Regions from separate parts of the Homo sapiens genome. Here regions 2, 3 and 4 are each linked to region 1. A link is a loop called in an ENCODE intact Hi-C map of the cell type or tissue named here. Cell type or tissue: Caco-2. All regions are shown on one strand. Each heading gives the region's core, and the rest is flanking DNA. Links, peaks and the distances in the headings are about the cores only. Region 1 overlaps MPC2 (mitochondrial pyruvate carrier 2). Region 2 overlaps ADCY10 (adenylate cyclase 10). Region 3 has its middle 82 kb from the start of MPZL1. Region 4 overlaps ADCY10 (adenylate cyclase 10).

Evidence for each region. A loop is a pair of places that touch in the nucleus more often than their neighbours do. Peaks named below come from ENCODE experiments on the same cell type or tissue, not always from the same donor. Only the 100,000 strongest peaks of a DNase experiment are listed, where the experiment ranks them.
Region 2: it touches region 1 in a loop (2.9-fold over the local background); 2 of 110 quality-filtered maps call a loop at or near these places.
Region 3: a loop joins it to region 1, with 6 times the contacts of the local background. A loop is called at or near these places in 23 of 110 quality-filtered maps.
Region 4: a loop joins it to region 1, with 2.1 times the contacts of the local background. A loop is called at or near these places in 20 of 110 quality-filtered maps.

The regions. Positions count from the first base shown.
Region 1 is chr1:167,923,622-167,929,759 of GRCh38, forward strand. MPC2 (mitochondrial pyruvate carrier 2) reads right to left here. Exons shown (of 6, transcript NM_001143674.4): 3 at 876-916. It also overlaps a transcript of DCAF6 not described here. Among named protein-coding and RNA genes, the nearest start is that of DCAF6, 10 kb to the right of the region's middle. In Caco-2, for the core only: no CTCF peak of the experiment used is centred there; DNase peaks (open chromatin) are centred at 3,080 and 4,531; H3K4me3 peaks cover 1,980 bases.
Region 2 is chr1:167,866,948-167,873,085 of GRCh38, forward strand. ADCY10 (adenylate cyclase 10) reads right to left here. Exons shown (of 33, transcript NM_018417.6): 14 at 3,310-3,463. It also overlaps a transcript of DCAF6 not described here. Among named protein-coding and RNA genes, the nearest start is that of ADCY10, 44 kb to the right of the region's middle. RefSeq lists a silencer at 2,784-3,078. In Caco-2, for the core only: no CTCF peak of the experiment used is centred there; DNase peaks (open chromatin) are centred at 2,634, 2,914 and 3,634; H3K4me3 peaks cover 328 bases.
Region 3 is chr1:167,800,918-167,807,055 of GRCh38, forward strand. No RefSeq gene overlaps it. Among named protein-coding and RNA genes, the nearest start is that of MPZL1, 82 kb to the left of the region's middle. In Caco-2, for the core only: a CTCF peak has its summit at 2,612 (motif pointing left); a DNase peak (open chromatin) is centred at 2,594.
Region 4 is chr1:167,817,095-167,823,232 of GRCh38, forward strand. It overlaps ADCY10 (adenylate cyclase 10), which reads right to left. Exons shown (of 33, transcript NM_018417.6): 29 at 5,914-6,029; 30 at 4,930-5,047; 31 at 978-1,173. Among named protein-coding and RNA genes, the nearest start is that of ADCY10, 94 kb to the right of the region's middle. RefSeq lists a silencer at 3,190-3,339. In Caco-2, for the core only: no CTCF peak of the experiment used is centred there; a DNase peak (open chromatin) is centred at 3,168.

The DNA of each region.
Region 1 (6,138 bases), core at 468-5,467:
GTAAATGTACTTAACGCTACTGAACTGTACACTTTGAAAATGGTTCAGATAGTAAGTTTTATATGTATTTTACCACATTAAAAAAAAAAAAGCCTACAGACCAGTGGTTTTCAAACTTTAGAGGGCATTAGAGAATCATCCGAAGAGGTTATGAAAACAGAGCTCACTGGACTCCACATCTAGAGTTTCAGATTTAGTAGGTCTGTGATGGGGCCTAACAAGTTCTCAAATGATGCCACTGCAGGTCCAGAGAGATGACACTTTGAGAAGCACAGTTATAGACCCAAACTGGCCCTTTCAACATAAAATCAATGATTTGCTACAAACAGCCACCACAATTGTTTCTTTTCAGCTAAGTAAGAACTTTAAGAAAGAAAACTTTGGGGAAGAGTAAAAGCACTGGGCTTGGAGTCAGAAGTCCTAGGTTCTCTCATTTACCAAATGCTAATATTTATATTCGAATAAATCCATCTACTTTTTGAGAGTAACTTTCCTCACCTATATTTTGGTGATAGTACCTTCAGTTCTCATACTAAATTAATAATAAAAGTTAACTTGGGGGTTCTAACTAGCTTAATGTTTTACTTAGTAATAACATTTTAGAATGAAATTTCATGTCCATGTGGTGCACAATTGTAAGTTTTTTGATAACAAGTATGTTCCCAGAAGGCCTCTTATCTAAAGAGTTCAGAAAAACTAAAGTAGATAGTTGCTTTATGTAGAAAACGATATGTCTGAGAATATTTGCCATGAAATCATCTAGAGGCATACCAAGAATACTCTAAAGTATATCCTTCATAAAAGTTACTTCAAATTAGTAAATTCCTATTAAGGAATTTGTCTTTCAGTAGCTTCCGTAAAAACTCAAGACTTACCCATTTCATAATTGGAGCCCAGAAGAAAACTGTTCTGGGACCTGAAAAAAAAAAGAAAAGAAAAATTCAGGAATAAACCAAATATATTATACACGTCTTTTAACAGCTGTCACCAAATTTTAAAAACCAAAGGATTTATCAACCTATTTTTAACCACTTTTACTATGCTTTTTGCATACTTTGTATTTCAGTTAACATTTAGAGAGGCACCACAGTATCACAGTACAGTTGACCCTTGAATAACACAGGTTTGAACTGATAGGTTCAACTGTATGCAAATTTTTTTCAGTAAATATACTGCCATATAAAAATATTTTAGGGAACCTTGATTCTAATGTACTTTCATACTAGTTTTACACTCAAGTAACACTCTCATCCCAAATGAAAATGAACCCAGTGATAACACCCCATTTTTGTGCATTTTGGCTGAATTACTATAACAAATAGTTGGGTAATCTTAACATTAAGCAGCAAAATTTGAAAAATGTAAAAATGGCAGTTGCTTCCCTCCAATTTTTGCTTAGTATGCAGGTTTTGAAAAGTATCACCAGATAGTGCAAACTACTTGCCTTTAGCCTTAAGTGATGGTAATGCTACACATTCTGTCTTCCACAATTTAACATAGTCCTTGATATTTTTGTCCCTCTCGAATTCACAGTATTCTTACAGCAAAATTCATTAATTCAATGTCATTTTAAAATCTACCACAGTACATTTTACATATTTTACTCCAGTTATTTGTAAATCTATGTACCTATCAAGATTATGACTTTCTCGAAGCTAGTGGCTCAATACTATTCATACTTGTACCCCTATTACCTAATAGAATGTAGAATAATAAATAAAAAGGAAAGTTAGCCAGTAGAGTTGGAAGCAGTTTATACTAACATTTATTACCCTAATATATATGTATGTGTATATATAATATACAGATATACATATACACATATATATATATATATATATATATATATATATACATATACATATACACACACATATATATATACACATACAAACAACGTTTTTTTTTTTTGGTTTTTTTTTTGGTTTTTTTTGTTTTTTTTTGAGACAGAGTCTCACTCTGTTGCCCAGGCTGGAGTGCAATGGCACAATCTCGGCTCACTGCAACCTCCACCTCCCGGGTTCAAGTGATTCTCTTGCCTTAGCCTCCCAAGTAGCTGGGATTACAGGCGCCTGCCACCACACCCGGCTAATTTTTTTGTATCTTTAATAGAGACAGGGTTTCACCATGTTGGCCAGGCTGGTCTCAAACTCCTGACCTTGTGATCTGCCCGCCTCAGCCTCCCAAAATGCTGGGATTACAGGCGTGAGCCACCGTGCCCGGCCACAAATAACTTTTAAAGTACTTTAAAATCATAAGTTGTTTTTATCAGCCTGATACTTAAATATTGATAAGTCTGTCTTATGCTTTTAATAGTTTTAAAATATGTTTGCTGATTTTCTAATTTAATCCTAAAGTCCTACAGCAATCTAAGTTTCATTTTCTCATTCTTCAGAGAAGCTGGGTATCATTAGAATAATTCTTCAAACACTAGAAAGAAGATCACGGCACAAACCCTGTGGTTCCTTGTGGGACTACTCAGCCCATTATAATGTTAAACTTTATTTTCTCACATACATCTGGTATCTAACCATTTTTACATTTTCTTGTGTACGTTCGAATTTTCCGTATTTTAAGTTGTAGAATAAATCTAAAAACAGTGCTGAAACAGCTGGTGAGAGAATTTAAACTATCAAGGAGTTCTAAATTTTGATGTTCTTACAACTGAGTGAAAAACCTATCTATATTCAGTTTCTGTTATCCAGTTCTCTAAGCAGTATTGTTCTGGGCACAGCCACCACACACATAGAACTCTAGCCACATCTTTTTCTCTCTACAAGATAGAAAATAATTTAGTTTCTTCTTTGGTTAAGGTTGGAATTGAAGACATTTTTACGAAGGGAAAAAGGGGAATATAAAAGAAAACATGAAGCCACTGAGTTTCAGAATATATAATCCTAATTTAACTAAATATTAGCCAAGTCAGCGGTTCTCAACCAGGAGTGTCCCCCCAGGGGCATTTTTAGTTGCCCCAACTGTGGTGCCCCAACTGCTGCAGATGCTGCTGCTGCTGCCGCTGCTGCTGCCGTCTAGTGGGTAGAGGCCTGGGATGCTGTTAAACATCCTCCAATGCGCAGGACAGCCGCTCCCAGAAAGTAGAGGGTTAAGAAATCCTGGCCTAGGGCGACTGATAAGCTAGGCAAACATTCAACTAGTTTCATGCTATTTTATGGCTCTTCAGTTCATGCTGTCCCTTCTCAATATCCTGCTTAGTCTTTACCTAACTCCTATCCATCAGAAACTCATCTCAGGTTGCATCTCCTCAAGGAAGCCTTAAAAAACAAACAAAAAAACTCCAGGTTAGGCTAAATTGCTCCTTCTCTTAACTACCAAAGCAGCCTGTATATTCTTCTATCATTTTCTGTTAAAATGATTATTTATGCATCTGTCACATTAACCCGAAGACAAGGTCCTTTTCTTAATCTTCCTTGACAAATAATAGGTATGTGCCAACAGAACTGAATTGGATCCACCATGTTCAGGATAGATGCTAATCAAAGATATTCAAACTTTCTGTCTGACCCAGATTTGCCTCGACACTGCTTCATCCTCAAGGCTGGAATTTGCTGTTTTCTCATCTCTAGGGACATCAGGTTCCCTTTATGCCAAGGATATATTAGATTTCACTCATTAGTTACTCTACTCTTAGACCACAGCTCTCTTCCCCTGAGTCTGATGCCATAATGCATTAATCCTATAAGTCAGTCTTCTCAAACTCTCTGGAAATTTAGGGTGAGATTCTGGGATTCCTATCATTACACCTGGTTCATTTTTCTTTGTCATACACAGTGTCTCTGGCTCATACACAGTATCAATTACTAAGTTTAGTTTTTATCCTCGCATGGAGTTTCGCTTCATCAATCAAGAGTCAGTCCATGTATTGTTTTAGTCTCTGGCTGAATGGGTGTTCATTTTTACTCTGAACTCTTCAGCAGACTTCTCTTGTTCTATTTGAAAGCTGAAGTTTCTGTCACCCCAAAATTGTTTTCTGAGTAAAGCCTCTAGATTCTGGTTTCAAGCTTAAATGGCTGACAGGCTTAAATGGTTGATCCTTTGGGGTTAATAGTCGATCTTTTCAGTAGGTTTGCCTGGTAACTAATTTACTAAACTGCCTAGAGCTAGGTAATAGTTTTACAATATTAACAACAGCCCTTCCCCACCAAACCAAACAACTGAAAAAACTTCAAACATCAAATTATGGTTGCTAGAACCTGGACCAAGAGAGGTATTTTAGTGAGTGAATAATTTTAAACTATGAAAACAAGCTCTAATTTTAGTTTAACAACTGCTATGTACTAAACAGAAAAATAGCAGTAGCCAATACATAAGGCCTTCTAAATTGCTAATTTTTCTGAGATACTAAAAGATGTGGACAAGTGACAAAAAAATCAGTTTAATATCTATAACTGCAAACAGTGTTTTCTTAACTGTTAAAAAAAAAGGTCGGCCGGGCGCGGTGGCTCATGCCTGTAATCCCAGCACTTTGTGAGGCCGAGATGGGCGGATCACGAGGTCAGAAGATCGAGACCATCCTGGCTAACACGGTGAAACCCTGTCTCTACTAAAAATACAAAAAATTAGCTGCGCGTGGTGGCAGGCGGCTGTAGTCCCAGCTACTCGGGAGGCTGAGGCAGGAGAATGGCGTGAAGCCGGGAGGTGGAGCTTGCAGTGAGCCGAGATCGCACCACTGCACTCCAGAAAAAAAAAAAAAAAAGTCACACAATGGGTTAACAAAATTTTAAAGAAAACTTAACCCTTTCATTGTAGCTAATTAACATTCAATTAACATTTCTTAGCTTTTTTTTCCTGTAAGAGTAAATAATATGTCAAATAAAGCTAGACAGGTAAATTTAGACATATATAAAACAGATACAGAGGCTGTCTTCCAGAAAACAGCAATTGATCAACAGTGGATATGGTAGCGAAAAAACATTCCAACTTACTTCAACATTTCTAAACATAAAGTTTTGACAAAACAAAGCATTTAGAAATAGGTATCACTCAAATAGTGACAATACAATGTCACATGTGTCATTCTAGACCTGGAAAACACAGGCTTATGTTCTGTACAATGACACAGCTATTCTCATAGGAGAGCATAAAAATAGATAATTATGACACGTGAAGTGATTATAATACCTTAATATTAGAATAAGCAGAAGTATAAACTAACAGATACCTGGCTAACATCCATTATGATAAATGAAATAACTTGATTAGGTGGAAAATTTGAACTGCTGAAAATATACTGAAGAAAAATCTCCTCATAAGACATTAATTTATAGCCCAAGATGAAAGAAATTGTCCACATCAAACATACTATATATTCTTTTAGAAAAAGAATTAATACATTTTCATCTTGTTTCTTTGAACAGTACTACTGGATGTTGAAGAAGGCCTCCAATGCTGACAATTTAGAAACATTAAACAAGTATTTAAAATGTCTATACATTTAGGCCGGGCGTGGTGGCTCATGCCTGTAATCCCAGCCGTTTGGGAGGCGGAGGTGGGCGGATCACCAGAGGTGGGGAGTTTGAGACTAGCCTGACCAACATGGAGAAACCCCATCTCTACTAAAAATACAAAATTAGCCGGGCGTGGTGGTGCATGCCTGTAATCCCAGCTACTTGGGAAGGTTGAGGCAGGGGAATCGCTAGAACCCAGGAGGCAGAGGTTGCAGTGAGCCGAGATTGCACCATTGCACTCCAGCCTGGGCAATAAGAGCGAAACTCCGTCTCGAAAAAAGAAAAAAAAAAGTCTACACATTTTAAACTATGAACTATGTTCAAGAATGAAAAATACTGACTATAAGTTATTTTGTGTTTTATTGCCTTATTTTTAAAGTGAAACTCATGTTTTTAAATTCTAACTTTTCATAGAATTTGAGAAATTCTACAAGTGAATATCATAAGCAAATAATAACAGACATAAATTTTCAAATAAACAAATTTAGTTGCCTTGAACTTCAATGAACCTATTAATAAACTGACATAAACTTACTTCCTAATTTCCTTATTTGAGAGAAATTACTGTTAATAAAATATTATATGAATCCTACCCAGAAAGTAGGCCACCTATCGTATATATGATTCCCTCCCTAAGTAAAGACTAACTTTTTGGAACAGAATAGGTAATTTT
Region 2 (6,138 bases), core at 505-5,504, 57 kb before region 1:
CTTAGGCAAAACCTAAACATAAAGTCCCCCCCATGCTGTGGTGACTTTAATCAGTACCAAAGGACATCATTAGCTAATGAATGCTAGACTAACTAGATACCAAAGCTTGCTCTGTGAAAATCCCCACATAACCATTGAAGTTTGCAACACCCTAAACCCCGCCACCTTGCTCCTGGTATCAGAGAGCCCAGTTAAACATAACTGTGTAGAAGTGTTGGACTCAGTTTATTCTAGTGGGCCCAACCTCCAAAACCATCCTTAAACATCAGTAAACTGGGAGCTGTACGTGGATGGGAGCAGCTTCACCAACCTCTGCAAAGTGACTCAGAAAAAGCCCTGCTCCAGTCACACCCGGAAGCTGACTGGTCCACGCACGGCCGAAGCATGAGAAAACTCATCACGGGACTCATTTTCCTTAAAATTTGGACTTGTACAGTAAGGACTTCAACTGACCTTCCTCAGACTGAGAACTGTTCCCAGTATATACATCAAGTCACTGAGGTAGGACAAAAGATTGCTACAGTCCTATTATTTCATGGTTATTATAAGTGTACGAGGACTCTAAAAGAAACTTGTTTGTATAATGCTATTCTATCCAAGGTATGTAGCCTAGGAAATAACCAACCTGATGTGTGTTATGACCCATTTTAAGCCTCCAATGATCACAGTTTTTTAAAATAAATTAAGGACTGGTCCTTTTCTAGGTGACACAAGTAAAGTAATAGCTAAGACAGAAGAAAGAGGGATCCCCAAGCATGTAACACTAAAATTTAATGCTTGTGCCACTATCAATAGCAATCGGCATAGAATAAGATGCGGTTCTTTAAACTGAAAAAAAAAAAAGTTACACAGCAGGAAATAAGTATATCTGCCACGAATTAAGCTCATGTGCAAATGTGTGTAATTACTGGTCTTGTGTCATCTAGGCTACTTAGAAAAAGGATGAAAAAGACCCTGTTTAGCTCCAAAAAGGAGAAGGCAGCCCCTCCTGTACGAGTGGAAGCTGCAACCCCTTGAAATTAGTAATTACAAATCCCTTAAACCCAAGGTAGAAAAAAAGAAGTACACGTATCTCTGGGCGTCGATAAAAAAGGACTAGATCCTAGAGTAAATACCTTAGTAAAAGAGGAGGTTCGTAAACTCTCTCCGGAACCAGTATTTCAGACTTTCTATGATTAACTAAATGTGCCAGTACCAGAGACTCCAGGAAAAACCAGAAATTTGTTTTTGCAATTAGCCGAGCATGTAGCCCAGTCTCTAAATGTCACCTCATGTTACGTTTGTGGAGAAACTGTAATAAGAGATCAATGGCATAAGAAGCCCGAGAATTAGTGCCTACAGACCCAGTTCCTGATGAATTCCCGGCCCAAAAGAATCACCCTGATCATTTCTAGGTTCTAAAAGTCTCAATTATTAGACAATATTGCATAGCTGAAAAAAGGAAAGAATTCACTCATCCTGTAGGATGACTTAGTTGCCTAGGACAAAAACTGTATAATGGTACCACAAAAACAGTTACATGGTGGAGTTCAAACCACACAGATAAAAATCCATTCAGTAAATTTCCAAAGTTGCAGACCGTTTAAGCCCACCCAGAATTCCACCGGGACTAGACAGCCCCCCACTAGGCTATACTGGATACGTGGACATAGAACCTACGCTAAGCTGCCTGACCAGTGGACAGGTAGTTGTGTTATTGGCACTATTAAACCATCTTTCTTCCTACTGCCCATACAAATAGGCGAACTCCTGGGCTTCCCTGTCTATGCTTTCCGCGAAAAGCGAAACATAGCCATAGATAATTAAAAAGATGATGAATGACCACCTAAAAAATTATACAATACTATAGGCCTGCCACTTAGACACAAGATGGCTCATGGGTATACCAGACCCCCATTTACATGCTCAACTGAATCATACGGTTGCAAGCTGTTTTAGAAATCATCACTAATAAAACCAGTCAAGCCTTGACTATTCTGGCCCGGCAAGAAACTCAGATAAGAAATGCTATCTATCAAAATAGATTGGCTCTCGACTACTTCTAGCAGCTGAAAGAGAGGTCTATAAAAATTTAACCTTACTAATTACTGTCTACACATAGATAATCAAAGGCAAGTAGTTAAAGACGTAGTTAAAGACATAGTTAAAAACATGACAAAACTGGCACATATGCCCGTACGAGTGTAGCACGGATTCGACCCTGAAGCCATGTTTAGAAGGTGGTTCCCAGCACTAGGAGGATTTAAAACTCTTATATAGGAGTTATAATAGTAATAGAAACCTGCTTACTGCTCCCTTGCTTGCTGCCTGTACTTCTTCAAATGATAAAAAGCTTCATTGCTACCTTAGTTCACCAAAATGCCTCAACACAAGTGTACTATATGAATCACTATCAATCTATTGCACAAGAAGGCATAAGTGGCAAAAATAAGAGTGAGAACTCCCACTAATAAAAAGTGAGAGTCTCAAACGGGGGAAATGAGGGAAGAGAGAGACCCTCTCATATTGTTTTATATTGTTTTATACTCAGAAAAGGACAGAGAAGCGAAACTAAAGGCAGGTAGCCCGGCGCCTAAGAACCAGACCCGAAACCAGGCCTGGGCCTGCCTGACCTAAGCCTGGTAGTTAAAATTCGACCCCTGACCTAGCAACTGTTGTTATCTATAGATTCCACACATTGTATGGAAGGACATTGTGAAATCTCTCGTTCTGTTCTGTTTCACTGTGACCACCAGTGCTCACAGCCCCTGTCACGTACCCCCTGGCTTACTCAATCGATCACGACCCTCTCATGCAGACCCCCTTAGAGTTGTGAGCCCTTAAAAGGGCAGAAGTTGAGCACCTTGACGAGCTCGGATTTTGAGACGCTAGCCTGCCGATTCTCCCAGCTGATTAAAGCCACTCCCTTCACTATCTCGGTGTCTGAGGGGTTTTGTCTGCAGCTGGTCCTGCTACACTGTCAGCTAGCTGGATAAACTTAAGTGTTTGTTCTGCAGACCAAATCTAGCCTTGATCTCAACATCTATGCCAATTGTTCTCGATCTGTCTGAATATTGGGATTACTTAGGAAACTTTAAATAACCAAGCCCTTCCTGGCATTAAATCAGGATATCCATGGGTCAGCCCAGTTTCTCTTTTTCTTAGCTCTATGTGTTTATTGTTAGTTATCTATTTAGCACAAGGGTCATGGCATCCAATAATTGTAGGTTATAGATAATTTACATAAGGCAAGTTATAGGAAGGAGAGGAGCATCAAAATAAATCAGGATTCTATGGGTTCACACAGAACAATCATTCCAAGACACTCACCTGTGATTCTTACCTTGGGCCAGGTACTCAATTTTCATAAGTATCTGGCTTTTTCCATATCCTGGTAATCCCTCATACATTAAGACTTGGCTGCTGTTAGATATCAAAAATTTCTTCATAGTATACATGAAGTAGTTGATCTCTTTATTACGTCCTGTTATTTTTAGTTTTAAAAAAGAGCAAACTCAATCAACGTAAAATAGTCTAGAGATATAAAAAGTCACATAGAAACCCTCCTTCTAAAAATATCCTTGGGCCAGGCGCTGTGGCTCACTCCTGTAATCCCAGCACTTTGGGAGGCCGAGGTGGGCGGATCTGCTGAGGTCAGGAGTTCGTGACCAGCCTGGCCAACATGATGAAACCCTGCCTCTACTGAAAATACAAAAAAAAAAAAAAAAAAAAATTAGCCAGACTTGGTGGCGGGTGCCTGTAGTCCCAGCTACTCAGGAGGCTGAGGTAAGAGAATTGCTTGAACCCAGGAGGCGGAGGTTGCAGCGAGCCGGGATCCTGCCATTGCACTCCAGCCTGGGCGACAAGCAAAACTCCATCTAAAAAAAAAAAAAAAAACTTGGAATTTCCATGGCATTGTTCACAGACTTTCTTCAAGCCTTATGCACTTTCAAAATTGTTTAAATCTTCCTGGGAGCTTTTTAGCTAACCATGTGGTTTTGCAGTTTCATTTGATTAGAAGCTGTGAGAGAAAGTATTCTTATAATCCTCATTATAATGTTTAATTATAGTGTAGAAAACTGAGATTTGCTTAGATTACACAACCAGGAATTAAGCCAAGGCTATCTAACCCTAAAGCTTGTTTTTTTTTGTTTTTTGTTTTTTGTTTTTATTCAACACACTAGAAGTAATATGTAGACTATTACATTAGGAAATAAATTTATTAAAGTTAGTTTTCCTACATTAAACAATTATGGATAAAATATTTTTATTTCTGATTCTGTGATAAAGGAAATTTGCCCTCTGTAAATGAAGATTATACTTAATTCAGGGCTACAAAAAGCATTACCAGGGATAAAATTCAATTTGCCTTCAGAAATCATGTACAGATTATTTCTATCATAAGAGCAACTTAAATTCTTAGTGAAAATAGATTATAGGTTTTTTCTGATTATAAAACTAACATATGCTTGCTGTAGAAAATATGGAAAACTTGGAAAAGAAAAAAATAAAAATCACCTTGGGTTACAACCCTTATTTTTCTTGTGTGTTTTTAAATACTGTAACAGCCCTGGGTGAAATCTGAAACCCTGCTGTAAGGAGCTGTAAGAATTGTAATTTCTAAGCAGTGAGCAATTTCTGTCAAAAAAGTTGGAGACTCATTGAGAGCTAACTATTCCTTCTGTGCTGGGCAGATGAATGTGGAGGCCCATTTTGTTATTCACTGATAGAACAAATAAATATCCAGGTATTATCTAATGTCTTTGTTGAAGGACCATTAATTCAAGTGTAGACATTTAATAAAAAGAAGCTAAGTGCTTTGCTTGGTAATATACATTTCTGAGTATGGCTTAGTGAGAACTACTTAGCAGACTGTATTGCTTCTTTTGGGTGAAATATTCCCTTTCTGAAAATGCATTTGAACCTCAATTTCGTGAGATGTTTTGTGTTTTTCTTTGGCCTGAATGAAGCTCACATAGGAACTTAGAAGATGAGGCTTCAAAGGCTGCATAGCTGCACACCAACATGGCACATGTATACATATGTAACAAACCTGCACGTTGTGCATTGTGTACCCTAGAACTTAAAGTATAATAATAAAAAATAAATAAATAAAAAATAATAAAGTTTCCAGGCTGGGAGCGGTGGCTCACGCCTGTAATCCCAGCACTTTGGGAGGCCGAGGCGGGTGGATCCCCTGAGGTCAGGAGTTCGAGACCAGCCTCAACATGGAGAAACCCCGTCTCTATTAAAAATACAAAATTAGCCGGGCGTGGTGGTGCATGCCTGTAATCCCAGCTACTCAGGAGGCTGAGGCAGGAGAATTGCTTGAACCTGGGAGGCGGAGGTTACAGTAAGCCGAGATGGCGCCATTGCACTCCAGCCTGGGCAACAAGAGCAAAACTCCATCTCAAAAAAAATAAAGTTTCCTAAGGAAGCTTAAAAAAAAAAAAAGCCTGCATAGCTGACTCTTCCAGCTCCCTGTGTTCTATTCATACAGAACACCTACTGGTAGAACCTTATGGAGTATCTTTAGCTGGATTCTAAAATGAGATTGTCTCCTTAACTTGAAATGCATGCACCTTGTTTCTATCTAAGCAAAGCCTCAATATCGGGGACTGTTGTATGCAGTTTTTACCCTAAAAAGCCACTATTTATTTATTATAGTTTTGTTGTCAACCATGCTGTTGCAATTTCATTTATAGCAGCCCTTGTAAAAGAAGGGCATTTCCCATGCTGCTAGCCTCTGACAATCTGTGTTTGGTTATAGCTTGAAGGAAAGGTATGTGGACCTGATCTTTATGTCATACTGGTGGAATCAGTGCAAAAGGGCAACTAGATCAGACTGAGAAATATACACATAGGCTGCACGCAGTGGCTCACGTCTGTAATCCCAGCACTTTGGGAGGCCAAGGCGGGCAGATCACGAGATCAGGAGTTCAAGACCAGCCTGGCCAATATGGTGAAACCCCGTCTCTACTAAAAATACAAAAATTAGCTGGGTGTGGTGGTGTGCACCTGTAATCCCAGCTACTTGGGAAGCTGAGGCAGAAGAATCGCTTGAACCCGGGACGCAGAGGTTGTAGTGAGCTGAGATCGCGCCACTGCACTCCAGCCTGGGCGACAGAGTGAGACTCTGTCTCAAAAGAAAAAAAAAAG
Region 3 (6,138 bases), core at 589-5,588, 120 kb before region 1:
TCATGAGCGGACAACCGGGGAAAGGTTGGGGTTCGGAGTGCAGCAGGAGGGACAAACATAACAGTCCATTTAGCAAGTAACGAGAACCATGCAAATGCTTGAAATTGTTCAGTCCTTAGTTTACTTAGCCTCTCTGAATGTGTTTGTTAATTTTGAGCATCCTCCTTAAAAAGTCCACCTCTGATTTCAATATGTTCTTCCTCCATTATCTGTCAAATCAACGCCTTCATCTCTGTCTCCACTGATACTTCTTTCTTGCAGGCCACCCTAATTCCAAGCTTGCAACAGCAACTATCTCCCAGTCTTCATCTTGACTCAGCTGTCTTCTAACCCATTCTGGATAAAGAATGGTGGTCCTTCTACTTTTCTTTTTTTTTTTTTTTTTGACAAAGTCTCGCTCCGTCGCCCAGGCAGGAGGGCAGTGGCACAATCTCAGCTCACTGCAACCTCGGCCTCCCGGGTTCAAGTAATTCTGGCTCCCAAGTAGCTGGGATAACAGGTGTGTGTCACCACAGCCGGCTAATTTTTTTTTTTTGTATTTTTAGTAGAGACGGTTTCACAATGTAGGCCAGGCTGGTCTTGAACTCCTGACCTCAAGTGATCCACCTGCCTCGGCTCCCAAAGTACTGGGATTACAGGCGTAAGCCACCACACCCGACCCTACTTTTTTTTTTTAATGAAAGAGATGGGGCCTCACTATGTTGTCCACACTGGTCACTAACTCCTGGACTCAAGCAATCCTTCTGCCTCAGCCTCCCAAATGCTGGGGTTATACATGTGAGTCACCATGCCTGGCCAAGAGTGATGGTCTTTCTAAAACGGAAATATGGTCCATGCACTTCCTTGGGAAAGTCATTCAGTGCCTCCTACTGCTGGCAGGATAAGGTCTCAAACTCTACCACCTGCCCCATAAGGCCTGAGGGCATGCAGCTCCTGCCCGCCCTCTAGTCATCACACACATGTCACCCTGCTGAGGAGAACTCCAGCCAGACCAAGTGGGAGGACCCAGGCTCCAAAACTCCTCCAGCACCAAACGCTGTGTCCCAAATCTGTAAAGCTCTTCACCTGGCTGAGTCCTGTTTCCTCTCTCAGGAAGCTTTCTCCAGCCTTCTAAAGCCAGGATAGGGTGCATGCCGGGCCCCTTCATAGCTATGCGTTTTAATGATCTGTTCCCCCAGCGGAATTCTGAGTGCTTTACCTGTTGTATTAATCCATTCTCACACTGCTATTAAAAACTACCTGAGACGAGGTAATTTCAGAACAAAAGAGGTTTAATTGACTCACAATTCCACAGGGTTAATAGGAAGCGTGACTGGGAGGCCTCAGGAAACTTACAATGGTCGAAGGAGAAGCAAGTACCTTCTTACCATGGAAGACCAGGAGAGAGAGAGTGAGGGTGGAAGTGCCAAACATTTTTAAACCATCAGATCTCGTGAGAACTCACTACCATGAGAACAGCATGGGGGAAACCTGCCCCCATGATCCAATCACCTCTCACCGGCCTCTTCTCCAACACTGAGGATCACAACTCGAGATGAGAGTTGGGTGGGGACACAGAGCCAAACCTTATCACCCTTAACCCACAACAACCTTATGAGGTGGATACTGTTATTATCCCCATTTTACAAACAAGGGAAAGAAAGCACAAACAGGTTAAATAACTTACCCAAGGACACAAAGAAGTAGCAACTGGATCCAGTCCAGTGTGGTCCCAGGCCCACATCGGTAACCACCATGCAGAGTGTTTCTTACTTCTCATTGTAACCCTAGTGCAGAGCCTGATTAGTATAGTTGATGTTAAGTAATTTTTGTTTACCTCCATATTGTTTACTCATTCAATAAATATTAGGTTTCTACTTCTAAGGTAGTCTGTAAGAATTAGCTTGAAATGATCAAATGAAAATATTATTGGCCAGGTGCAGTGGCTTATGCCTGTAATCCTAACACTTTGGGAGGCCAAGGCGGGCGGATTACCTGCGGTCAGGAGTTGGAGACCAGCCTGGCCAACACGGTGAAACACTGTCTCTACTAAAAATACAAAAATTAACTGGGCGTGGTGGCACACGCCTGTAATCCCAGCTACTCAGGAGGCTAAGGCAGGAGAATCATTTGAACCTGGGATGCAGAGGTTGTGGTGAGCCGAGATCACACCATTGCACTCCAGCCTGGGCAAAAAGAGCGAAACTCCATCTCAAAAAGAAAAGAAAATATTATTTAATGAACTTATTAATTTACACTTTCTGAAGACTTACTGTTTGTGCAGGCACACTGGTCTTAGTGCGAGAAATAGAGAATGAGAACAATACCTTTACCCTTGAGTTGACAGGCATGGGGGTTGTGACAGAAATAAATATTTTAAAAAGATCATCACTTTTTCATTCCTGTTCCTGAAGCCTTCGTGGATTATTTATGTCTGCCTTCTCCTAAAAATAATTCTATCCAGGATGCCCCGAGGATGTCATGCTGGAAGCTTCCTGTAGGTAACGAGGGGCGCCGCAGTGGTGCTAAGTGCTGAGGCTGCAGGTCTGAAGACAAAAGCCTCCAGAGCGTGACCAGGAATGGTTCGTTTGGCTGCAGCCACAGTAAGGAGCCAGTGCTGCCACCTGCTGGCCAAGAGCAGGTTCGCCCACACCCATTCTGTTGTTAGGAGGCTGAATCACAGCCAGATGGAGGAGGGAAGGGATTTTATCACAACTCGCTTAGTTTAGAGATGAGGAAACTGATGAAAAAGGGACTTGCCCAAGGTCACGTAACTGGTTTGTGGCATAGTCAGAACCGGAACCAAGTACAGGGTTCCTGCAAAACCTGATGCACGCTCCTCTGGATTCAGGCACATGGAACTTAACCTTCAAATTGCAGTATGGTCTTTTCTCGCTTTTTCCTTTCTCTCTTCCCTCCCCCCTTTCCCTCCCCTCCTCTCCTTTCTCCTCCCCCTCCCTCCTCTCTCCTTCCTTCCCCCTCCCCCCATCCCTCCCCTCTCCTCCCCTTCCCATCTCTCCTCCCCTCTCCTCTTTTTTTTTTTTTTTGAAACCAGTTCTCATCACTGCACTTCCAGGACAGGGGAAGCACTGGGGAATGAGGCATCCTAGCTCTGTGGAGGGAAAGGGAGCTGGTCAACATATGCTTTAGGTATTTGTGGGTTTGTTTTTAATTAATAAACTTTATTTATAGAGCAGTTTTAGACTCATAGCAAAATTGAATGAAAGGTAGAGAATTCCCATATAGCCCCTGATCCTACATACTCACAACCTCACCTGCTAACAGCATTCCCCACTACAGCAGTTCATGTGATACAATTGATGAACCCACACTGACACGGCATTTTGACCCAAAGTCCATAGTTTACATTAAGAGTCACTCTGCTGTTACACATTCTATGGGTTTGAACAGATGTATAATGATGTGAATCCTCCTTCAGAGTAATGTACAGAATAGTTTCATTGCCCTAAAACTCCCCTAGGTTCCTCCTGTTCATCTCTCCTCCTCCCACCCCACTGGCAACCACTGTCTCCATAGTTTTGCCTTTTCCAGAAGGTCACATAGTTGGAACCATAGAGCATGTGGCCTTTTCAGACTGGCTTTCACTCAGTAATGTGCATTTAAGGTTCTTCTCTGTTTTTTTCATGGCTTGATAGCTAATTTCTTTTTAGTGCTGAATAACATTCCATTGTCTAGATTTACCACAGTTTATCCATTCACTTACTGAGGGACATCTTGGTGGCTTCCACGTTTGGGTAATTATACAGTTGCTATAAATGTCCATGTGCAGGGTTTTGTATGGATATGAGTTTTCAGTTCATTTGGGTACATGCCAAAAAGCACAATTGCTGAATTGTATGGTAAGAATATGTCTGGTTTTGTAAGAAACTATAAACTGTCTTCCAAAATGGCTGTACAACTTCACATTCCCTCCAGCAACGAGTGAGAGTTCCCGTCACTCCACGCCCTTGCCAGCATTTGGTGTCTTAGATTTTGGCCATTCTCGTAGGTGTGTGGTATGCTTTAGTTTTTTAGTAATTTGGGAGATGAACTATTAGTTTCAGAAATCCTCACACTCATTAGCACTATCTACCCATAGAATCAAAATCACAGGGAAGCCTGGTGGTGTTGACTTACAGAAAACATGAATACTTGCCTGCAGTTCACAAAGGGCACAGGGGTGAGACTCATGCTTTTGGCAGCTGTTGGGCAGCTGAGTATAAACCAGACTAAGGTGGTTGGGGCAGAACCCCAGAGTACTGTCCCCTGAGCCTATGTTCAAGCAATGCAGAGTGGCAACCAGAGGATGCTAAACTCGAAGGAGATGACTTGACTTTATCATGATCACTGCCTGCAGTTACCACCAGGAAGGCCTAACACAGGGTGCAGGATATTTAAAGAGAAGGAACGAGTATAACCCAATAAGGAAGGCATAGGCTAGAGATAAAGGCCACCATCCAGAGAGAGTGCCCAAAGGCCTACCTTCCTTTGCCCATCAGCATTTAGACATATGTTTTAGTTTACTTCTCTCTCACTGGCTAAAAGCAGACCACAGTCGGTTTCTTTGTTTCCTGTCTGTACCGTCTGTTCTCTTTAAAGTAAAAAAAAACAAACTGTCTAAATACAGGATGGGGAGAACTTGTTAGAATACATGTGACAGTATTAAAGGCTAATGCTTATGGATCTCCTTCTGTATACTAGGCAGCAGGTTTTTTTAAGTTAAAAAAATTGTTTTTTTGGTTTTTGTTTTTGTTTTTTTTTTAGTATTTATTGATCGTTCTTGGGTGTTTCTTGGAGAGGGGGATGTGGCAGGGTCATAGGATAATAGTGGAGAGAAGGTCAGCAGATAAACACGTGAACAAAGGTCTCTGGTTTTCCTAGGCAGAGGTCCCTGCGGCCTTCCACAGTGTTTGTGTCCCTGGGTACTTGAGATTAGGGAGTGGTGATGACTCTTAAGGAGCATGCTGCCTTCAAGCATCTGTTTAACAAAGCACATCTTGCACCGCCCTTAATCCATTTAACCCTGAGTTGACACAGCACATGTTTCAGAGAGCACGGGGTTGGGGGTAAGGTTATAGATTAACAGCATCCCAAGGCAGAAGAATTTTTCTTAGTACAGAACAAAATGGAGTCTCCTATGTCTACTTCTTTCTACACAGACACAATAACAATCTGATCTCTCTTTCTTTTCCCCACATTTCCCCCTTTTCTATTCGACAAAACCACCATCGTCATCATGGCCCGTTCTCGATGGTCGTTGTCTCTTCGGAGCTGTTGGGTACACGTGCAGAAAGGCTGTCACTTCACACTTGGAAGATTGCACAGCGGCCAGGCAGAGGCGCTCCTCACTTCCCAGACGAGGCGGCTGGGCAGAGGTGCTCCTCACTTCCCAGACAGGGTGGTGGCCGGGCAGAGGCGCTCCCCACTTCCCAGACGGGGCAGCCGGGCAGAGGCGCTCCTCACTTCCCAGACAGGGTGGCGGCCGGGCAGAGGCGCTCCCCACTTCCCAGACGGGGCAGCCGGGCAGAAGCGCTCCTCACTTCCCAGACAGGGTGGCGGCCGGGCAGAGGCGCTCCTCACCTCCCAGACGGGGCTGCTGGGCAGAGGCGCTCCTCACTTCCCAGATGGGATGGCCAGGCAGTGGGGCTCCTCACATCCCAGACGATGGGCGGCCATGCAGAGATGCTCCTCACTTCCTAGACGGGGTGGCGGCCAGGCAGAGGCTATAATCTTAGCACTTTGGGAGGCCAAGGCAGGCGGCTGGGAGGTGGAGGTTGTAGTGAGCCGAGATCATGCCACTGCACTCCAGCCTGGGCAACATTGAGCATTGAGTGAGCGAGACTCTGTCTGCAATCCCAGCACCTCAGGAGGCCAAGGCAGGCAGATCACTCCAGGTCAGGAGCTGGAGACCAGCCCGGTCAACATGGCAAAACCCCATCTCCACCAAAAATACAAAAACCAGTCAGGCATGGCAGCGCGTGCCTGCAACCCCAGGCACTCAGCAGGCCTAGGCAGAAGAATCACGGGAGCCCGAGGCGGGGAGGTTGCAGCGAGCTGAGATCACGGCAGTACAGTCCAGCCTTGGCAACAGAGGGAGACCGAAGAAAGAAGGGAGAGGGAGAGGGGGAGAGGGGGAGAGGGGGAGGGAGAAGGAGACGG
Region 4 (6,138 bases), core at 638-5,637, 110 kb before region 1:
GGCTTACACCTGTAATCCCAGCACTTTGGAAGGCTGAGGTGGGTGGATCACTTGAGGTCAAGAGTTCAAGACCAGCCTGGCTAATGTGGTGAAATCCCCATCTCTACTAAAAATACAAAAATTAGCCAGGCATGGTGGCACGTGCCTGTAATCCCAGCTACTTGGGAGGCTGAGGTACGAGAATTGTTTGAACCCGGGAGGCGGAGGTTGCAGTGAGTCGAGATTGCGCCACTGCACTCCAGCCTGGGTGACAAAGGGAGGCTCTGTTAAGAAGTGGGTGTTGTTTTAAGCTGTTTACTTTGTGGTAATGAGTGACAGAGCAATAGAAAACTAGTACACCTGTGCTCAGTGTTTACAAGAACAAGGCAAACGTGTCAACCCAACACCAGAGATTTAGCCCTTTATTCTCTTGGGGGCTTGCCCATGCCAGGTTGTAAACTCTTGGAGGTGTTTAATTTGCTCACTCTTGCGCCCCAGCACTCTTGTATTAATATGCTTAATACATATTTGAATTTTTTAAATTGTCGTGTGGAATGATTTGTCTACCAGGATGCTTTATCACAGCAATAGCAATAAAATCATACAGAAAAGTTCTATCCAATAATAATTAGGCCATACAATCATATATCTGTAAGATAAAGTACCATGCTTCCTTTTAAATCGTGATGTGAAAAACAATTTAATGACAGGAAATTATTCATAATATATTTAATAGCAAATTACAAAATAGAGAAATGTGCATGCACACACACAGAAAAATACTTGAAAAGTGGGATCTCAATATACAAAAAGTACTTATCTCTGAGTAGTAAGGTTATGGGCAATTTATATTTTCTTTCTTACTTTGGGGAAGTGCCTTCAAAAACTTCTATTATAAAAATATATGAATTCTATAATGAGAAAATAATTAGCACAGGAAGTAGACAGAGATCCATTTAAGGCATATTTTATACTGGAAACTGGAGAATAGGCCTCACCTTGAGTAGCTCCTCCCCACTGGCTTGGGCATTCTCTGACTGTTCTTTGATTTGTTTTTGAAGGTGAAGAACTTGCCCCTCCATGTACCTAGATATTCCGTCATAGTAAGTAAGTGTCATGGTTCTTCTTGGCAAAAGATTTTTAGCTCTATTGGAAAATTTGTAAAAGTTGTCCCATTCCTGAAGTCTGGCATACCTGCATTACCACAAGAGAATAAGAAAAATCAGTATCACCCATTAGGAATAGGCTGGCTTTCTGAAATGTCTCTCTGGATGTGCAGCTTCCTTTACCTGGGTCTCTGGAAGTGTGTAGTCTCCTGCCTACCCCTGCTTCACACTCCCTAAAAAAGCAGGAAATTATGTGATACAGAGCAAGGAAATAATAAATTTTTTTGATGACTTGAGATGAATAGAATCCTTGGAAACACTCAGGTAATATTAGCCACCATTGAACTCTTTGGCTTTGGCTTTTTTTCTTTTTTTGAGACGAAGTCTTGCTCTTGTCCCCCAGTCTGGAGTGCAATGGCACAATCTTGGCTTACTGCAACCTCTGCCTCCTGGGTTCAAGTGATTCTCCTGCCTCAGCCTCCCGAGTAGCTGGGACTACAGGTGTGTACCACCACGCCCAGCTAATTTTTTGTATTTTAAGTAGATACGGGGTTTCACCATGTTGGCTAGGCTGGTCTCGAACTCCTGACCTCAGGTGATCCACCCGCCTTGGCCTCCCAAAGTGCTGGGATTACAGGCTGTGCCACCATGCCCGGCCACTTTGGCTTTTTAAATTAAAAAGTGAGGGAGATCAGACACTTGGAGCTGTGGATTCTGGGGCTTGAAGAAATTGTTCCAATACCAAAGAGAGATGATTTAGGCCAGTACTGCTCAAAATGTAGTCCACAGACTGGCATCATCAGTATCACCTGGATTCTCATTAATGCAGGTTCTCTGGTTCAGTCCAGGTCTACTGAATCAGACAGGCTCTGGGGGTGTGGCATCTCTGAGTTAACAAGCTCTCCAGGTGATTTTTTTTTTAACCCTTCAAAGTAATTAAAAATAAGACATTTATTCCAACAATTCTTACATTGCATGAAATACCTCTTTAATATTCTACCTGCATTTGGAACTACCTTCAGAGTATATGGTACAATCCTTTGAATATTTTCTGTGTAGAAAATCCGATTTTTTTTTTTTTTTTTTTTTAGATGGAGTTTCACCCTTGTTGACCAGGCTGGAGTACAATGGCACGATCTCAGCCCACTGCAACCTCTGCTTCCCTGGTTGAAGCAATTCTCCTGCCTCGCTGGGATTACAGGCGCCTGCCATCACGCCTGCCTAATTTTTTATATTTTTAGTAGAGACACGGTTTCACCATATTGGCCAGGCTGGTCTCGAACTCCTGACCTCAGGTGATCCACCCACCTCAGCCTCCCAAAGTGCTGCGATTACAGGCGTGAGCCACTGCTCCTGGCCTGCTTATGATTTTTTTATTTTTTATTTTTTTTTATTTTTTGAGACCCAAGTTTTGCTCTTGTTGCCCAGGCTGGAGTGCAATGGCGCGATCTTGGCTCACCGCAACCTTCGCCTCCTGGGTTCAAACAATTCTCCTGCCTCAGCCTCCCAGGTAGCTGGGTTTACAGGCATGCGCCACCATGCCTGGCTAATTTTTTTGTATTTTTAGTAGAGATGGGGTTTCTCCATGTTGGTCAGGCTGGTCTTGAACTCCCGACCTCAGGTGATCTGCCGGCCTCGGCCTCCCAAAGTGCTGGGATTACAGGTGTCAGCCACCGCGCCCGGCATGATTTTCTAATAGCCAAATATTTAAAGCCAAATCGGATCAACAGTAGGCAAAACATCTTCTCCAGGCCATCAACTTCATCTTCATCTGTGCTGTATTCTTCCATTGTTTTGCCACTAACAAAGTGGATGACTCTCCTTGGGACTTTCTTCTTTTTTCCTATGACTCCCAGTTCTACGTTTCAAAGCCTCTTTCGTTACTCATCCTTGAGATAAAATTTGGCTATGGTTGTCCTGACATCAACGTTTCCTTTTGGACCATGACTCAGCTTTTTGGATCCCTTAATTTCCTGCCCCGCAGATTCCCCGAATGCCGCGGCGGCCGCAGCTCCCGAGGCTGCGACGGCTTCTCCTCGTTCCACAGGGCCCACTGGGTCCTGGTCCATCGTCGTCGCCACCACAGGGCTGCTGGCGCCGCAGCGCCGGCCGCCTAGCCAAGTCTCTGGGAAGGGGACTAGCCGGCCTTGAGGGGCGGGGCCGGCCAGAGGGGCGGGGCCAGCCCGCGCCTCGCCTAGCCCGCCTGGCTCAGCACCCCGAGAGCTGGCCGACTGCCCTCCAGGTGATTTTTATGCCCACTAAAGTCTGAGCAGCATTGGCCTAGGACACAGCTGTTTAAAAAATTCTCCTGCTGAGATAGACAAGAAAAATAAATTTGGATGATTTCTGGACTTTAGATTCCTTAACCTTTAACTCACATTGGTAAGTTATTTGATTTTGAACTTTAATTGGCAAGAGTAATCAATTTTTGGATTTTAATTTCTCCTCATTAATTTTAATAATAAGAGGGGATTTCTTGCCAGGTGCAGTGGCTCATGCCTGTAATCCCAGCATTTGGGAAGGCTGAGGTAGACGGGACCTGAGCCCAGGAGTTGGAGACCAGCCTGGGCAACATCACGACATCCCATCTCTACAAAAGATTAAAATTAGCCAGGCGTGGTGGTATGTGCCTGCAACTCCAGCTACTCAGGAAGCTGAGGTGTTTGGGAGGATCACTTGAGCCTGGGAAGGCGAGGCTGCAGTGATCCGCGATCGCACCACGGGACTCCAACCTGGGTGACACAGCAAGACTGTCTCAGAAAGAAGGAAGGGGTGGATTTCTATTCCAATTTGGAGCTGTTCTAACTTGTAGCATTTTATATAGGAATGTCTTCATATTGTCATTTAGTCTCATCACAAACCTCTGATAGACCATACGGTTGCATATAATTAAGATAGGAAATAAAATAATAGGGGGCGATTTTCAGTCTTGGGGATAGTCATGGAAATAATTTAATGAATGTTCTGTTCTGACCCATTTTAGAACCTTAGCATTCATCTCCTTCCTTAAGGGTATGACCATAATAGCTACATGCTTAACTGAGTTAAAAACGTAGTAGGTTAAAGGAATTGAGCCTTAGGCTTAATGAGTTAATGGGGTGCGGGGAGAATGCTGCTTCCTCACTCCTGAAATTTCCTTCCATGTAAGGGGCCTCTATTTGGTGCAAAGCACCAGAACTCTTTCCCCGCTTTACTTGCCCTTTCAATGATAAGGAGAGATCTTGCTGGTGATTTGGGAGATGAATTGGGCAAGTATAACTCAGTCCGTGTCTCTCTCTATCTTGAGAGCCAGTGAAGCCAACAGGGAGTGTGATACTGATCTCTCTGCTACAAGAGGCCTGCCTCCATGTGAGTAGACCTACAGTTTTCCAGAACTGCCTGCTGCTGAATGGGTTAAGTCTAATTCCAGTGCTCAATATTACGAAGCCCGCTTTCGTGAAGATATAAGCCATGTCTTCCAACATTGGCTTTGTCAATCCATGTGATTAGATATGGGCAGGTGCCGGGTGGGCAAGTGGTGCTATTCATTAGTCTTCCTCAAACCCCAGCACCCCTCTGAAGAAAGCAATCTTTTCTTATTTATCCCTGTATCACCACAACATGATATGTTTGCGATAAATGTTTATTGCATGGATGTAATTGAGATAAATTTACTTTTCTGTCCTTGGCCAAGGGGGATGAACTAGTTGATCCCTAACATGTCTCTCTGTGTAAATATCCTCTGACACCCTTAAGCTGTCTCAGGTATAAATTATGAATACTTTCTAAAAGATTTTTCAAGAACTCTTCCTTGGGATTCAACATTTTCACTTTGGGAATTTAGTGATATGCCACACATTGTTACCAGATAGCTACAGAGGAATAAAGTCCCAGGAGGAGTCCACTGTGGAACTTGAGGATTCTGTTGTTTTCGTATTGGTGTATGAATTCCAAACATTCTTCAAATGTTCTATAAACAAAACCTAAGAGAGAGAGGAATGGGTGAGAGTTATTAGTAGGTGTGGGTGATCATCTTTCTAGCCTAGTCACTCTCAGTTGAATTTCCCACTGCAGGGAGAGTTGCCTCTGATTATTGTATGAATCCAGAGGGTCCCGTGGATTGCAACAACCTCATGACTGGATTGCCCTGTGTTTGCTGAGTCCTACCTATTGGGGAGTGTTATGGATATATACTACAGTTCCACAGTACCGACCAGGCAGGTGTGGGGTTTAAACTAATCCTTCCTGGCCTTAGTGCAGCCTAGGACTTCTCTGTCTCTCCACACATGCTTCCTTTGTTGATGGCAATGTCTGCATCCCCTTTCAAGATCACATGTGGGGAAAACAATTCAGGTTGGTTCCTGTGGTTTAGTGTGTACACTTCAAGTGACCTACTTGGTGTCACTTGAAGGTTATCAGGAAGTAACTTATTTTCCAAATCACCAATAGCTACCAGCCTGGAACTCTCACCTCAAGCAATCTAGTCCTTCATTCTAAAGCGTGAAGTCTCTAAGTACATCCTGCTAAAAGTTAAAAACCCCTGGTAAAAGGCACATAGTAAGACAGTCAGCCACTATCACTTAGGTGCAAATTGATCTGACAGTTTAACTGGCAGCTCATATCCATCAGGTTCCTTCAGACTTAATTCTCCTTCTTGCCGTGCCTTTACAATCTCGGCACCTGCTAGACAGTGCTTCAGCTCACACAACCAGCCTCTCTCCATCCCTGCCCTGTAAGTCCACCAGCCAGAAACCTAGTGGTCCCAAAGCCCCAACCTGAGAGCTGCCACACCACACCAGCACAGGTATCAACACCCCCAAGTTCTTTTACATCCCAAACCCACACTTACCAGAATAAAGCAGGATGTCCAAGCAGACAAAATAGAAAAATGCCTTGCTGAAGATGTGTTCCTGTGTTACAGAAAGCTCCCACAGCCGCCCCAGCACCTGGATCAATTGCGGGTATCTATGGAAAAGAAAAGGTAGTGGCCATTAAAAAGTGGTGGATATTGTAATCCCAGCACTTTGGGAGGCTGAGGTGGGTGGATCACGAGGTCAGGAGTTCGAGACCAGCC